Regions from separate parts of the Mus musculus genome. Here region 1 is linked to region 2. Evidence: chromatin contacts called from ENCODE Hi-C or POLR2A ChIA-PET data. All regions are on one chromosome and are shown on one strand. The core of a region is the stretch at or near the end of the contact, and the rest is flanking DNA. Distances in the headings are between cores, read along the strand shown.

Region 1 (7,330 bases), core at 1,806-4,305, 56 kb after region 2:
ACTGGAGTTACAGAGGGTTGTGAGCTGCCATGTGGTTGCTCGGAATGTAAAGTGGGTCCCCTGGAAAAGCAGCTAGTGCTCTTAACACCTAAGGTTCTTGTCTTAGGATTTTACTGCTGTGAACAGACACCATGACCCAGGCAAGTCTTATAAAAGACAACAATTAATTGAGGCTGGCTTATAGGTTCAGACGTTTAGTCCACTATCATCAGGACAGGAACATGGCAGCATCCAGGCCAGACCTGAGAGTTCCACATTTTCATCTGAAGGCTGCTGGCAGAATACTGGTTTCCAGGTAGCAAGGGTGAGGGTCTTAAGCACACACCCATAGCGACACTATCACTCCAACAAGGCCACACTTCCTAACAGTGCCATTCCCTGGGCCAAGCATATGTAAACCATCACAGTTCTCTATTCTAATTGACAGATGAAGTCATATATCTACTTTGAATGTCCATCCTCACTATGGTCTGATTTTAACCATGCACACACCCAACTGTGCATAGGCGTGAGATGGAGAAGCGACTCTTTATAAAAGTTCACTCCAAGGACAGTTTCCTCTCACTGTACATGCAACCAAAACCAGTTCCAGTTAGATCAGCCCATCTCTTCCCACTACCCTACACTTTAGGAATCTGCTTGAACAGAATGTATCTAAATTTGATGCTGTGGGCAGAGAAATCTATACTATCCTTGAGGTAGAAGAATGAATAACACAAGGAGGTTGTGGGGGTCAAGGGGTTTTGAGGCTGCTGGGTGCACTGTGTAGAGAGGGGTGTGTGGGCATAGTATCCACATGGGAAGAAACTAGGTTGCCAAGTGTGTTATTACAAGAGGGAAGGGTGTGAGTAACTCAAACCAAACAGGACCATAAGCTAAAATGATCTGTTATGCTAGTCTACCTCATTCTAATTATATTCTATAAAATTTATATAAACGGGTGAATCTAGCAGCAACTACTCAGGTGGCCAAGGCCTGGCAGCAAAAGACTTTGGCCACTGAGGCATCTCAAGACACAAGGATTTTTGTTTGCTAGATTTTGTTTTTTGTTTGTTTGTTTGTTTTGTTTTCAAGATAGGATTTCTCTGTAGCTCTGGCTGTCCTGGAACTCACTCTGTAGACCAGGCTGGACTCAAACTCAGATATCTGCCTGTCTCTGCCTCCCAAGTACTGGGATTAAAGGCATGCTCCACCACAGCCCCGCTACAGTTGAATTTATAACTGCTCTAAAATGCTGTATGCAGGCCAGGTTGGTCCTCAAATCTCAGAAATATACCTGTCTTCCTCCCACCACATCCCCAGGGCTACACATGGTAGCCTTCTAACAAAGGCTTATCTCAAAGGCTTGGGTGTGGTGGGACATGCCTTAATTCCTGTCTTAGAAGCAGAGTGCAAGAACATCCCAATCTACATATCCAAGTGCCAGCCCAGCCAGAATTTCTGCTCAAAGCCTTTATAAAGAAAAAGGAAAACAAACCTGGGAGTGTGGTATAACACATTGCTGGGTCTCACTTTTAGTAGCACACTCAGACTCATACTTTTCATCTCCAGTGATTGAAGCCTAGGTCTCATATGCATGCCCGTAATTCCAGCACTTGGGAGGAGAAATCTGGAAGATCAGCCCTTCAAGGTCAAGCAATGTTCACATTTCCAGAAAGCTAGGATGGCCTTTGATCCAAGTAACCTGGATTAGAGGCAGGCAGATCTCTGAGATCTTGAGGACAACCTGGTCTACATATTGAGTCCAGGGCAGCCACAGGGACATAATGAGACCCTGACTGAAACACTGATCAGATAAATACATACATACATACATACATACATACATACATACATACATACATACATACAGGAAAGCGCCAGGTGTGGTAGTAAGCACCTTTAATCCCAGCACTCCGGAGACACAGTAAGGTGGCTTTCTGAGTTCCAGTCCAGCCTGTTCTACAAGCTGAGTTCCAGGACAGCCAGGGGTATACAGAGAAACCCTGTCTCGAAAAAAAAAAAAAAATTAAACTATATCTGCCCTTGTTCAGCAGGAGGAATGTCTTGTACAAGAGAACTATCCAGTCACTCTGGCCTTTTAACACCAGCCAGTCTTTAAAAGCAAAAGATGATATCTGGCAGAGGTGGAACACCAGTTTAATCCAAGTGAGTGGGAGACAGAAAAGGTGGATTTCTGACTTTGAAGCCAGACTGGTTTCCATAGTGAGTTCCAGGATGGGCAGGGGTATGAAAATCCCTTCTTTGTTGGAAGATGGAGGGGGGGGGAGGGTAAGACTGGCTCAGTGGTAAAGTAACTAACATGTGCAATGCCACAGCTTCGAGGTTTATTAGAAAAAGAAAAGTTGAAACACCAAAGGGCATGGTGGCTCAAGCCTTTAATCCCAGCACTTGGGAGGCTGAGGCGGGCAGATTTCTGAGTTCAAGGACAACCTGGTCTACAAGGTGAGTTCCAGGACAGCCAGGGCTACAGGGCTACACAGAGAAACTCTGTCTCAAAAAAAAAAAAAAAAAAAAAAAACCACCAAAGGGAGCTAGACTTGGTATCACAAACCTATAAACTCACAAGGTTGAAAGTTCCAACCTTCCCTGGACAACATGACAACATCTCAAACAGATGTCAACAATGAGCCTGTAAAGTGGATCACACCTTTAATCCCAGCACTGGGAGGCAGAGGCCAGTGGTTTTCTGAGTTGGAGGATAGCCTGGTCTACAAAGGAGTTCCTGGACTCATTAGCCATGTATTCCCTTGAATATCCATTTGCCCTAATTTTTAAAAGTAACCCCAAAGAAATCAAGGCAGTCACCTGAGCAAGCCTACAAGGGCAGACACCTTAGTAATCTTAGAGGTTGTCTGGTAATCAGGACAAATGGACGGCCAGGGCGGGCCCCTGACACACTAGGATGGTGCTTTGACATAGAGGAGAAGCAAGCAGATTCGGGAAAGAATGGGGAAGAACACCTGGGTATCTGGCTGGAGTCCATTTCCTCCTACAAAGGAGACACTGGGTGGAGCCTGCCCTTCCTCTTGGCTGGATGCTAAATTGTGGGAGGGGCTACAGGTTGGAGGGTCCCTGCTCAGTGCGCCCAACTTGAAGCTCAGTTTGAATCCTAAATCCTTAGAGCATACCTTCAATCACAACTGAAGTGAGCTACAGGCGAAATGGAAGCATCTCCACGTTCCCTGAGTAAGTCTGGGCCCTAAAAACCCTGTTACATGAAGTCTGTCGGGTGGACAGGATTGCTATGGTGAGGCCTGGGTTTGCATTTCCCTTTTGGCCCAAAGAGCAGACCGGGTCTTGTAGAAAGTAAGGCCATGACAGTGGAGTTGGGGGTCTATGTGGTGGTGTCAAGAGAGCTGGTCTGAACCCCAGGCACTTTGGCTCCTCCAGGGTCCACAATTAAGGAAGGGAGAACCAATGTAACAGCAGCTAATTATGAGGCTCTTGGTCGGATTCCTCCAAAAAACCTATCTGCTTAGGTTGAGGCTACTGTATTAGCAAGGGAAATGTTTGCAGACTCATATGAATTCTTTTAGTTTTGATTTTCATTTTGTAAGATTTGCATTTGACAGGTTTTCCTTCAGGGAGGGTGCTAATAGTTGAGTTTAGTAGACCTCACACAGGCATGTTGGAAATGATCTTGAACAATTGTGTGTATCTTTGGAGGCATGGTCTCTCCCTGTAGATCAAGCTGGCCTCAACTCTGATATCTACCTCCCTCTGCCTCCCAAGTGCTAAGATTTTAGATTAATAGCTCCATGCCTGGCTATGTTGAACCTGGCAATGTTGAAATCTTGTAAGGAAATCCTTCTACCTGAGTGCTGGGATTACAGGCTTACAACCGCCATTCTCCGCCAAATTCAGTCTATAGAGACTCTATAATTCCAGCAACAAAATGAGCAGTTCAGACTTTCCATACTCCTGCCTCAATTCTCCCATTGCTGGGCTTAAGAGTGTGACTATCCACTCTGCTTTTGCTTTTTTTTTTTCCCAAAGATTCAGGTCTTTAGCCCCAGAAAAGTTTAACTGGATGGAATTGGAAAGTGGGGAATTAAAGTGGGTCACAGGTATCTTATTGATGCATAGACTACCCAAGAGGAAAATCAGAGATTGGGGTTGTGAGAGAGACTCATCTCCTGACAGTGGCTAAAACTGTGTCAGGGGTACATGCAGGCAAGGCTGTAGAGGTCTCAGGACCTCTTTGTTCAATAGGTTAGCTCCTACCATGAGTCCCTCAAGATCACATTTCACACCATCAGGCTTGACAGTGAGGGCTGACTCTCCACTCTCATGATAGAGATTGCCTGACCCATTTCTCCTTCTCTGTCTTAGCCTCCTGTACCCTGGGTCCCCTTGACCAGAAGTTCAGTTGGGAGCAGCTTTCAGAGCTGGAAGCATACTTCAAGGTGGAACCATACCCAGACCTCCAGGATCGAAAGATCATGGCCACCAGACTGAAACTGAAAGAGGAACAAGTTGAGGTCAGATTGCCATCTCCAACCTTATATGCCTCTAAGTCAGTGTTCTCCACACTGAGAACCCATTGGGGTCAAAAAACCCATTCTCAGAGATTACCCTGTAGATATTCTGCATTTCAGATACTTACATTAGGATTCATAACAGTAACTAAAAGACAGTTAGGAAATAGAAACAAGAGTTATTTTGTGGTTGGAGGTCACATTGGTGCTTTCTGGAAAGAAGACACAGACAGACTGCCTCCTATGAGAAAACAGTGTGGGTCCAGTCTAAGGCAGCAATTCTCAAGCTGTGGATATCCAACTCATTGATTCTGGGATGAACAAATCTTGCCCAGAGGCCAGACCAGACCAACAGAATACAGAGACATTCACACCATAGCAATTCATAATAGTAGCAAAATTACACTTATGAAGTAGCAGTGAAAATAATTTTCACTGGACAGGGTTGCTCTTTTCTTAAAAACACTCCATAGACCATGCTGACCTCAAACTAAGAGAAGGCCTGCCTTTAACTCCCAGTGCTGGGATTAAAGGTGTGAGTCACCCTACCAACCTCTACCCACTCCAACAAGGCAAAAACAATTTATTGGTTTGGGGATTGGGCAGACAACAACACAAAGAAGTTTATTAAAGGCTCAAGCATCATGAAGGTTGAAAACCATATACATGCTAGGCACTCTAGCAGGCTGCATCCCTGGATGGTAGGCCCTACCCTTGAGGCCTCTCAGTATTCCTTAGGGGCCTCCTTTTGGGTCCCTCATGGAAAAGAAGGCTAGAGAACATTTTGGGGGCAGCTTTGGGGAGCTAGCTTAGGGGGATGCCCCTAGCATGACCTCAAAGGCTAGGGAGCACATGGTCCTTCCTTAGATATGTTTACATGTGTTCTTCCCTGCAGGCTTGGTTCATCCAGAGATCCTTGGAGGAGGAGATGCGGCCCCCCTTGGCCAGGCTGCAGCAGTCTGCCCTGGATGGTACCTCTTCTCCTTCCCACAAAGCCCTGTGCTGCAGGCCACCAAGCTGGAAGTACAGGCTCATTCCCATCAATCCCCCTGAGTCCTCGACCAGCTGTAAGCACAGTTGCTGATCCTCCTTCCCCATGGGCCACTCCAACATGTACCACAAAAACTGTTTCCCCAATTCCCCACCCCCTATCACAGGCCTGGCTGCACCAAACTCATCAAATGGTGGATGCCTCCCAGAACCCTCAGGGTCAATGTTTGAATACCTGGGTGCCAGGACAGATGACATTGGACAGAAATGGTGCAGAAATGGTGTTGAGTCTCCACCTAGGGCCTCCACTTGAATGTCCAGGGCCAAACCCCACTGCTGTGGTTCCACTTCTTTTAACAGCCTCCCCTCAAAAGTGGCCTCTCCTTCAGGATAGCTATCAACTCAATGTGCAGCACAGTATCACACTGACTTCTTGCCTCCTTTCCCAAGGCATGGTTACAGGCTGACATATACTGCCAGAACAACCACTTCCCAAGAGATTGACTGGCTAACAAGGCTGGATTTTTATTCCCTCTGACCTTGATCACTCATCTTGTACCAATGAGTAACTTATTGGTTTGTGTGTGATTGGATTGTATTTTTTTTTTGGTCTATTGGTGTTTCTGAGGCACCTGCTTGGGGATTTAGATCTTGGAGTGGCTCATTGATAACATGAAATTGTTGACAAATTGGTTTTTTAAAAAAGCTTGTGTTGTTTTCACAAAAAAATACTTTGTGTGGAAGCTGGCTGTTGTATAGAAGTCAGGACAAAGGACAGCATAGGATTAGGGTCTCCTGGTGCTGGAGTGGAGCTTAGCTCTTCAGGCTTCCTGCCAAAGGTCTTTCATCACAGTCGCCTCAATAGCTAGGTTTCTTATTTGTGCGTGATGCTCTTTGAGGTAAAAGTTTCACTGTGATACTTCTAGCTGGCCTGGACTTTGCACCATTAACCTTGAATCTGAATTAACTCCAGATGTGCCTAGCTCTGCCTCAAAGTGCTGGTATATAAGGCTCATACCACCACTGTGCTATCCCTGATCCCAAAGTCTTTAAGCTTAGACTTGAAGTTGAGGAAACTCCCTCCCGAGAGTTTGATTAACACCTGGACATAATGGAAAATCAGGAATTTATTGTATATGTATGGACTACACTAGTGAGACCGGTTACAGCAGGACTAGAAGCCTCTGCATGGACCATCCCTGCCTATGGAGATCAGGCTGGCCTTGAACTCACAGAACTCTGCCTGCCTTTGCCTCTTGAGTAATGGAAGTGAAGGTCTGCTCCGACATGCGCAGGCTGCAGATGACATTCCTTGGGTTTGGTGGAAGTTACTGTTGTGATCATACTTTAGAAAAGGTGAAGGATTTATATTGTTATAGGTATGGCTACACTGCGGCCCTGGACAGCCCAGGATGACTTTGCTTTAACCACACACGGTCTCCAAATGCTAACAAAGCAACCTCATTGTTTGGGTTTTGTTATTAAAACAGGGTCTCTAAGTAACACTGGCTGCTCTAGAATGCTCTATGCAGACCAGGTTGGCCCTCAAATCTCAGAGATCCACCTGTCTTCTTCCCACCACACCCCCAGTGCTCTCATCAAAGGCATGGGCCACCTGACTTGGTTCCCTGTAGAATCCTCCAAACAGACAAGGGTGACATGGAAATTTATATTCCTGATAACTTCAGTTCCTGAGACAGGGATTGATGTTGTCAATTCAGTCAGGTGATGTTTCAATAAATTATTCAATGTCTATAAATATGATCTGTGCCTGCTTGTGAGAAACCAAGCATCCCTCCACTCTAAATTTGTGAATGAAATTATTCAGTCTAGACCCCAATCTCTTTCTCTTTTCTTTC
Region 2 (6,363 bases), core at 246-2,745:
CAAAAAAAAAATTATATATATATATATATATATATATATATATATATATATATATATATATGCCAGGCGGTGGTGGCGCACGCCTTTAATCCCAGCACTCAGGAGGCAGAGGCAGGCGGATTTCTGAGTTCCAGGCCAGCCTGGTCTACAGAGTGAGTTCCAGGACAACCAGAGCTAAACAGAGAAACCCTGTCTCGACAAAACAACAACAACAAAAACCAAATACAAGCCAGGCGGTGGTGGCGCACGCCTTTAATTCCAGCACTCGGGAGGCAGAGGCAGGCGGATTTCTGAGTTCCAGGCCAGCCTGGTCTACAGAGTGAGTTCCAGGACAGCCAGGGCTACACAGAGAAACCCTGTCTCGAAAAACCAAAAAAAATAAAAAATAAAAAATTAAAAAAATATAGATATATATAATCTTAAAAAGAAAGATAAATAGATAAGTAGAAAAGGGGGAAAAAAGAAATGGGCCTCTTCTCGGGCTGGTGAGATGGCTCAGTGAGTAAGAGCACCCGACTGCTCTTCCGAAGGTCCGGAGTTCAAATCCCAGCAACCACATGGTGGCTCACAACCATCTGTAACAAGATCTGACTCCCTCTTCTGGAGTGTCTGAAGACAGCTACAGTGTACTTACATATAATAAATAAATATTTAAAAAAAAAAAAAAAAAGAAATGGGCCTCTTCTCATGCTGCTTCCCAGGGAACCTGCTCATTTTTGCCCAGTGATGTCACCTAATTCCTCCTTTTTTTTTTTTTTTTGAAACAGGGTCCTTATAGATGTCCCTGACGTCCTGGATCTCACTGTACAGACAAGCCTGGCTTCCTTATCACAGAGAGCCACGTGCCAATTGTTTCTGAGTCCTAGAATTAAAGGTTTGGTCCAAACACCCAATATTGTTACACCTTCTAGATGGCTGTGACGCTTTTGAGCCAGAATACTCACCACCACCACCATGCACTATCTAGGCCACCATAAACCTCACTCTGGTCCCAAGGTCACTGGCGAGCCCACGGTAACTTTCTCCTAGTCCTACATGCACACGTTTAAAGTGAAAGAAATCTGAGAAACTCCAAAGTCCCCACCTCCTACAGTAAACCCTCTCATCAATGTATCCAGGCTTTCTGCATGACACAGGACTCGGGCCTGGGCCTAGAATGGAGAACAGAGCACCTGGGGCCCCCGGATTGCTCATTCACAGACCGCCCCTATCCCTGCACTTGACTCATCCTCAGTGTTCACAACTATGGGAGAAACGTACACAGCTCCTAAATTTACCCAATTTCTTCTGCCTCTCTACAGGGCCTATTTTAGACTTCACCAATCAAACACCCATACAAGCTACAGAATGTACTCAAGTCTCCTCCTTCACTAGCTCTCAATCTTCTGCACCATGATTCCCACTTCACCCAGCAACTTTAAACATTTCATTCAGCCCGGCAACTTACCTGAAATCAGAGGGTTGCTATAGTTTGCCCAATCCTCTGTTTGACTTCTACTCAAAGGACCTGCAGTTACGTTTCTCTCCAAACTTGAATTCAATGCCCCTCCCACATTTTGGTTCCTCCCACTCTGCAGACATTCAAATCAATTATCCTCACCCACCCTTTGGTGCCACACTGGTCTCAGCTTGAACTTTCAGAGTTTTAGTTTTTGGGTTTTTTTTATTCTATTTTATTTTTTACTTATTCACTGCCCCCCTTCCCGTCACACACACACACACACATACACACACACACACACACAATCCATTCAACACCCCCACACCCACCTCCCATTCCCCATCCCCTTCTCCTCTGAGTGAGTGGGAGGTCTGAGTGGGTATCAAATCTCTACTAGGCTTTCTCTCCCACTGACACAAGACACGATTAGAAGAAGATATCCTACATACAGGCAAGAGCTTTTGGGATAGCTTCTGTTCCAGTTGCTCTGGACCCACATGAAGACCAGCCTGCACATCTGCTACATACGTGCAGGGAGGCCTAGGTCCATGTTCTTTGGATGGTGGTTCAGTCACTGGGAAGCTTTCTTCACATCTACTGAGGTTTAAATTTTACCACAAAATTGAACACAAATTTAACCAAATAGAATCTTGTGAGGCTATTGCCATCCTGTGAACAACCTCAATATTTTCTGGAAAAGATGGGGAGAGGGGGAGGGAGAAGGAGAGGAAGGGGGAGGGGTGGGGGGAGGAGGAGGGGGAGGGGAGAGAGGGGAAAGGGGAGGGAGGGGAAGGGGGAGGGCAGGGGTGGGGGAGGGGGAGGGCAGGGGAGAGGGAGGGGGAAGGAGGGGCAGGGGGAGGGACAGGGGAGAGGGAGGGGGAAGGAGGGGGAGGGGCAGGGGAAAGGGAGGGGCAGGGGGAGAGGGAGGGGCAAGGGAGAGGGAGGGGCAGGGGGAAAGGGAGAGGGAGAGAGGGAAAGAAGATTGAAAAAATACTGTGTCTCTGTGCCTTTTAGTTAGTTTGACTAAGGGTTTGCCTACCTGGTTGAGCTCTTGGTTTTGTTGATTCTTTATATTTTTCCTCATTGTTTCTAATTGCTTGATTTCAGCCCTAAGTCTGATTATCTCCTTCAAGGAAATAATCAGGAGGAGGGCCTGCTTATTCTTACACCTTCCTGGCTGTAACACCATTCAGCCAGAATACCACTTACTTGTCCTGCATGCATATCTTTTAAGAGAAATAAATCAGGGAAGTCCCATAGTCCCTGCCTTATACATACAAGCCTCTCCATCAACCACCAGATATTCCTATGGGTAGAAGCTCCCATCCTATCCACCCAACCTACAAAGAAACGTCATGCCAAATTCACCCTATTCATCAGCAAGCTCTCCCATCTTTCCCATGTTGTTCTTGGAGCTAAAAGTTTACTCCAAAAGGCTGACCTGAAATTTCTTTTTCATCAGGAACCTTTCCAGCCTCCCCATTTTTTATCCTTTCACACTTAGGAAACCATCCCACCAAGAAGCTCCGCTCAGTCTGCTGCTCAAACCATATGGAATCATGACCACATTCTGGACATCTTTCTTTATTGAGCAAAGATAAATAGGACCATTTTGCTTGGGAACTGAAAATCTAACAGAGAACTTGGTACTGCTATGTTTGTACTACAGCCAGAAAGATGCATCTTCTTTGGAAGTGACCATCTCAGAAAAGGGACCTCCATATAGTTTATAGCTCATGGCTCCTGCCCATTCCTTCCCATTTCTGGAGACTCTTCGTTGCTTTTGTTCTATTCTTTTCCAATTCACCCAAGATCTGTTTACATGGCCATGAACCTCCTGAATCTCACTATATAGACCAGGCTGGCCTGAAAATTACAAACATCCAGCTGCCTTTGGCTCCTGAATGCTAGGATTAAAGGTGTAGACAAACACAACTAGCTTTCTCCACCCTTTATACTGTCCAAGGGCCTGCTCTGCATTCCATCTTGTTAACTGAGTGTATGAAAACAGACACAACACATGTGACTGTGTGAGCACATAAGTCCAGAAGAGAGTGGAAGAGCCCTGCATTGGAGGTCCTGAAAGTGGGGAGACAAAGAACATAGTTGCGGGAACTGAACAGGGTGCTCTGAGCCATCACAAGCACCGAAGATTTTAATTTTCTTAGATATTGTGGCAGACTGTAAAGTAGTAACAGAGATATATGGAGTTGTATTAAAATTACTTTGTTAGCCGGGCGTGGTGGCGCACACCTTTAATCCCAGCACTCGGGAGGCAGAGGCAGGTGGATCTCTTGAGTTCGAGGCCAGCCTGGTCTACAAGTGAGTTCCAGGACAGCCAGGGCTATACAGAGAAACCCTGTCTCAAAAAAAAAATCACTTTGTTGATTTAAAGATAAAGTATGAATAACACAATAGATTATTTTAACTCATTAATTGATTAGGGAAAGTCATAGTGAAGCTGAAGTGTTAGCACAAACTTGGAATCTCAACACTGAGAAGACAGACAGAATGCAAGACCATGCTGGACTCCATGAAGAAATGCTGTATCTAATAGCTGTAAGCAGTCTGTGCTCTATTGTGAAGCCATGTTAGTATCAGCAGGCCTTGCTATAGCTAGAAAATCATATTGATATGAGTGGCCTGTTCTTCACCTTAGTCCATGTCTATGTTTATGGTCCTAACTGCCTCTGTGGGCCTTGTCTGGGTCCATAATTCTTCTGTTGCTGGAGGCCATGTTCTTACATGCTCCAACTTACTATGAAGAACAACAATGATATTGATGTGATATCAATGTCTGCACACTCACAATTAAGAGTGTATGACACAGAAAGCTTCTGTGACAGCCAATAGTCACATTCCAGCACAACCCAAACCCAAACTAACAAACTAAAAACCTAGAGAGGAAGTCATTAAATAGAACTACTAAAATGTGATGGAACGCTGAAGTGCAGCCTTCACAGTTGATGGCTTCTGGCAAGGGTGAAAGAGAAGGACTCAGTTGTGTTTAAGAAGCAGTCCACAAAGAGTATAACTATGCTCTGATGACTATATAGATAACACAAATTGGTCCTGTTTTTATTTTTATTTCTTTTTTTTTACTATTTTTGTTAGGGGAGGTCACAAGATTGAGGTGGACTTGGAAGGATGGGGATATGAATGTGACCAGATGGTACATGATATAAAATTCTAAAAGATTCAATAAATTGTTATGCTGGAAAAATAGCTCTTGTGTGTGTGTGTGTGTGTGTGTATATATATATATATATATATATATATATATATATATATATATATTTGTAATACTTGTAACTTATATATTTGTAATATATCTGTAATATGTATTTGTAATATATTTGTAATATATACTTGATATATGTATACATATATATTTGATATATATATTTGTAGTGGAATTTTCCACTAATTAATTGATTGGATAATAAAGACAACAAGAAGCCGATCACTGGGCAAGGAGGAGGCGGGCCTTCCAGGTCTCAGAGAAAAAAAGGGAACATGGGAAGTAGGCACTTCCTTTTGGACAGTGAGGTGGGACCAAAAGCAGGCAAAATATAGTCTGGGGACTGTTAGATCTGGTGGTAGAATCCACCAGAATCTACCCCCCTGAAGAATAGTTGATGAGTTTAGGATGATAGATCCAAGCCCAGCAGTTGTGTTATCTGTTGGTTTTAAACTAAGATTGTCTAGTGCTTTTTTTTGACTCAGGTAGGTCAGAAGGAAAGAACATAGCTGATGGAGAATTGGGCCAGAATTTAGGATGAAAATGTTGGGCAAGGACTGAGCTCTAGGGGAAAGGTAACCTCAGCAGAGCATAGGTAGGTGAAAGCACACAAACAGCTGCTCAAGGGGACCAAGAAAGCTATCTCAGAGCTCTGAAGAGACAGAGCCTCCTTAAATGGAGTCTCCCTTGGACTTCCAGCTAACTTCATATCTACCACTGGATGTGCTGCTGAAGCTGTGATGGCTTTTGCAGCTTGGCAAAATCTTGTTTAGGCAGGATCTTGGGCTGGAGTTGGGTGTGCAGATATTGCATAAGCTGCCAAGTAACTTGTGATTATATCTACTGCTACTGAGGCTTGGTCATCCTGTACAGACATCAGGGCTTCACATAAGAGACCCTCATTGGTCTGAGAAATGGGGAAAATCAATTCCAGAACATACATGATCTGAGTAGAGAAAGAGGGCTGACACATGATGGTCTCTCACACATGGAAAACATGGATTCTGAGTCTGGGGAAGTATCTGAAGGGCTAAGTTGAGGAGGACAATTGAAAACAGAATATCTCAGGGACAAGGAATCCCCATAGTCAGAGGCCAGGGGAAAGAGTGCCTTTGGGGCTGGCAGATCTAGCACAAAATCCTGCCCTTCATTCCACATTTTGTCTATAACCTCCCTCTGCTACCAGGATGTTGTATTTTTGGGTAGATCTCCCCACAGGCCGGATCATTGTTAGAGAAGATGGATTCCTGGTCTGGGGAATAATGTGAGGGCCTGAGTTCACGAAGAGGGCTCACAACTGATGGTAGCTGACACATGGGGAAGGTGGATTCTGACTTTTGGGCAATATTTCAATGTCTGAGAGGTCAGCCTTGACTATGTAGCAGCTCCAAACCTGCCTAGGATACACAAGTTCTGGCTTAGAAAGGAAAAAAAAAAAAAAAAAAACCACCAAGTAACAACAGAAGCAATAAGAAAATACAAACTGAGGAAGTACTGGAGACAGAATATCTTGGGAAGAGAACAGAAACTACGGATACAAGCATCACACAGAATACAAGAGATGGAAAACAGAATCTCATACATAGAATATGCAACTGAAGAAATCAATACATTAGTCAAAGAAAATATTAAATCGAAAATGTTTCTGACACAAAATATTAAGGAGGAAAGCTGAGACACA

What was found. Hi-C counts contacts between places; a loop is a spot of excess contacts on that map. ChIA-PET counts read pairs that join two places held with the same protein, here RNA polymerase II (POLR2A).
Region 1: a map of gastrocnemius shows a loop between it and region 2 (4-fold over the local background). The contact joins the promoter of Crxos here to the promoter of Obox6 in region 2. A Hi-C loop is called at or near these places in 1 of 37 maps with a recorded cell type or tissue (gastrocnemius). POLR2A ChIA-PET finds 5 or more read pairs at or near these places in 1 of 5 experiments (embryonic stem cell).

The regions. Positions count from the first base shown.
Region 1 is chr7:15,893,069-15,900,398 of GRCm38, forward strand. It overlaps Crxos (cone-rod homeobox, opposite strand), which reads left to right and starts at 3,056. Exons shown (of 5, transcript NM_001033638.2): 1 at 3,056-3,189; 2 at 4,336-4,484; 3 at 5,377-5,548. The coding sequence starts at 3,165.
Region 2 is chr7:15,838,184-15,844,546 of GRCm38, forward strand. It overlaps Obox6 (oocyte specific homeobox 6), which reads right to left and starts at 1,496. Exons shown (of 3, transcript NM_145710.2): 1 at 1,448-1,496.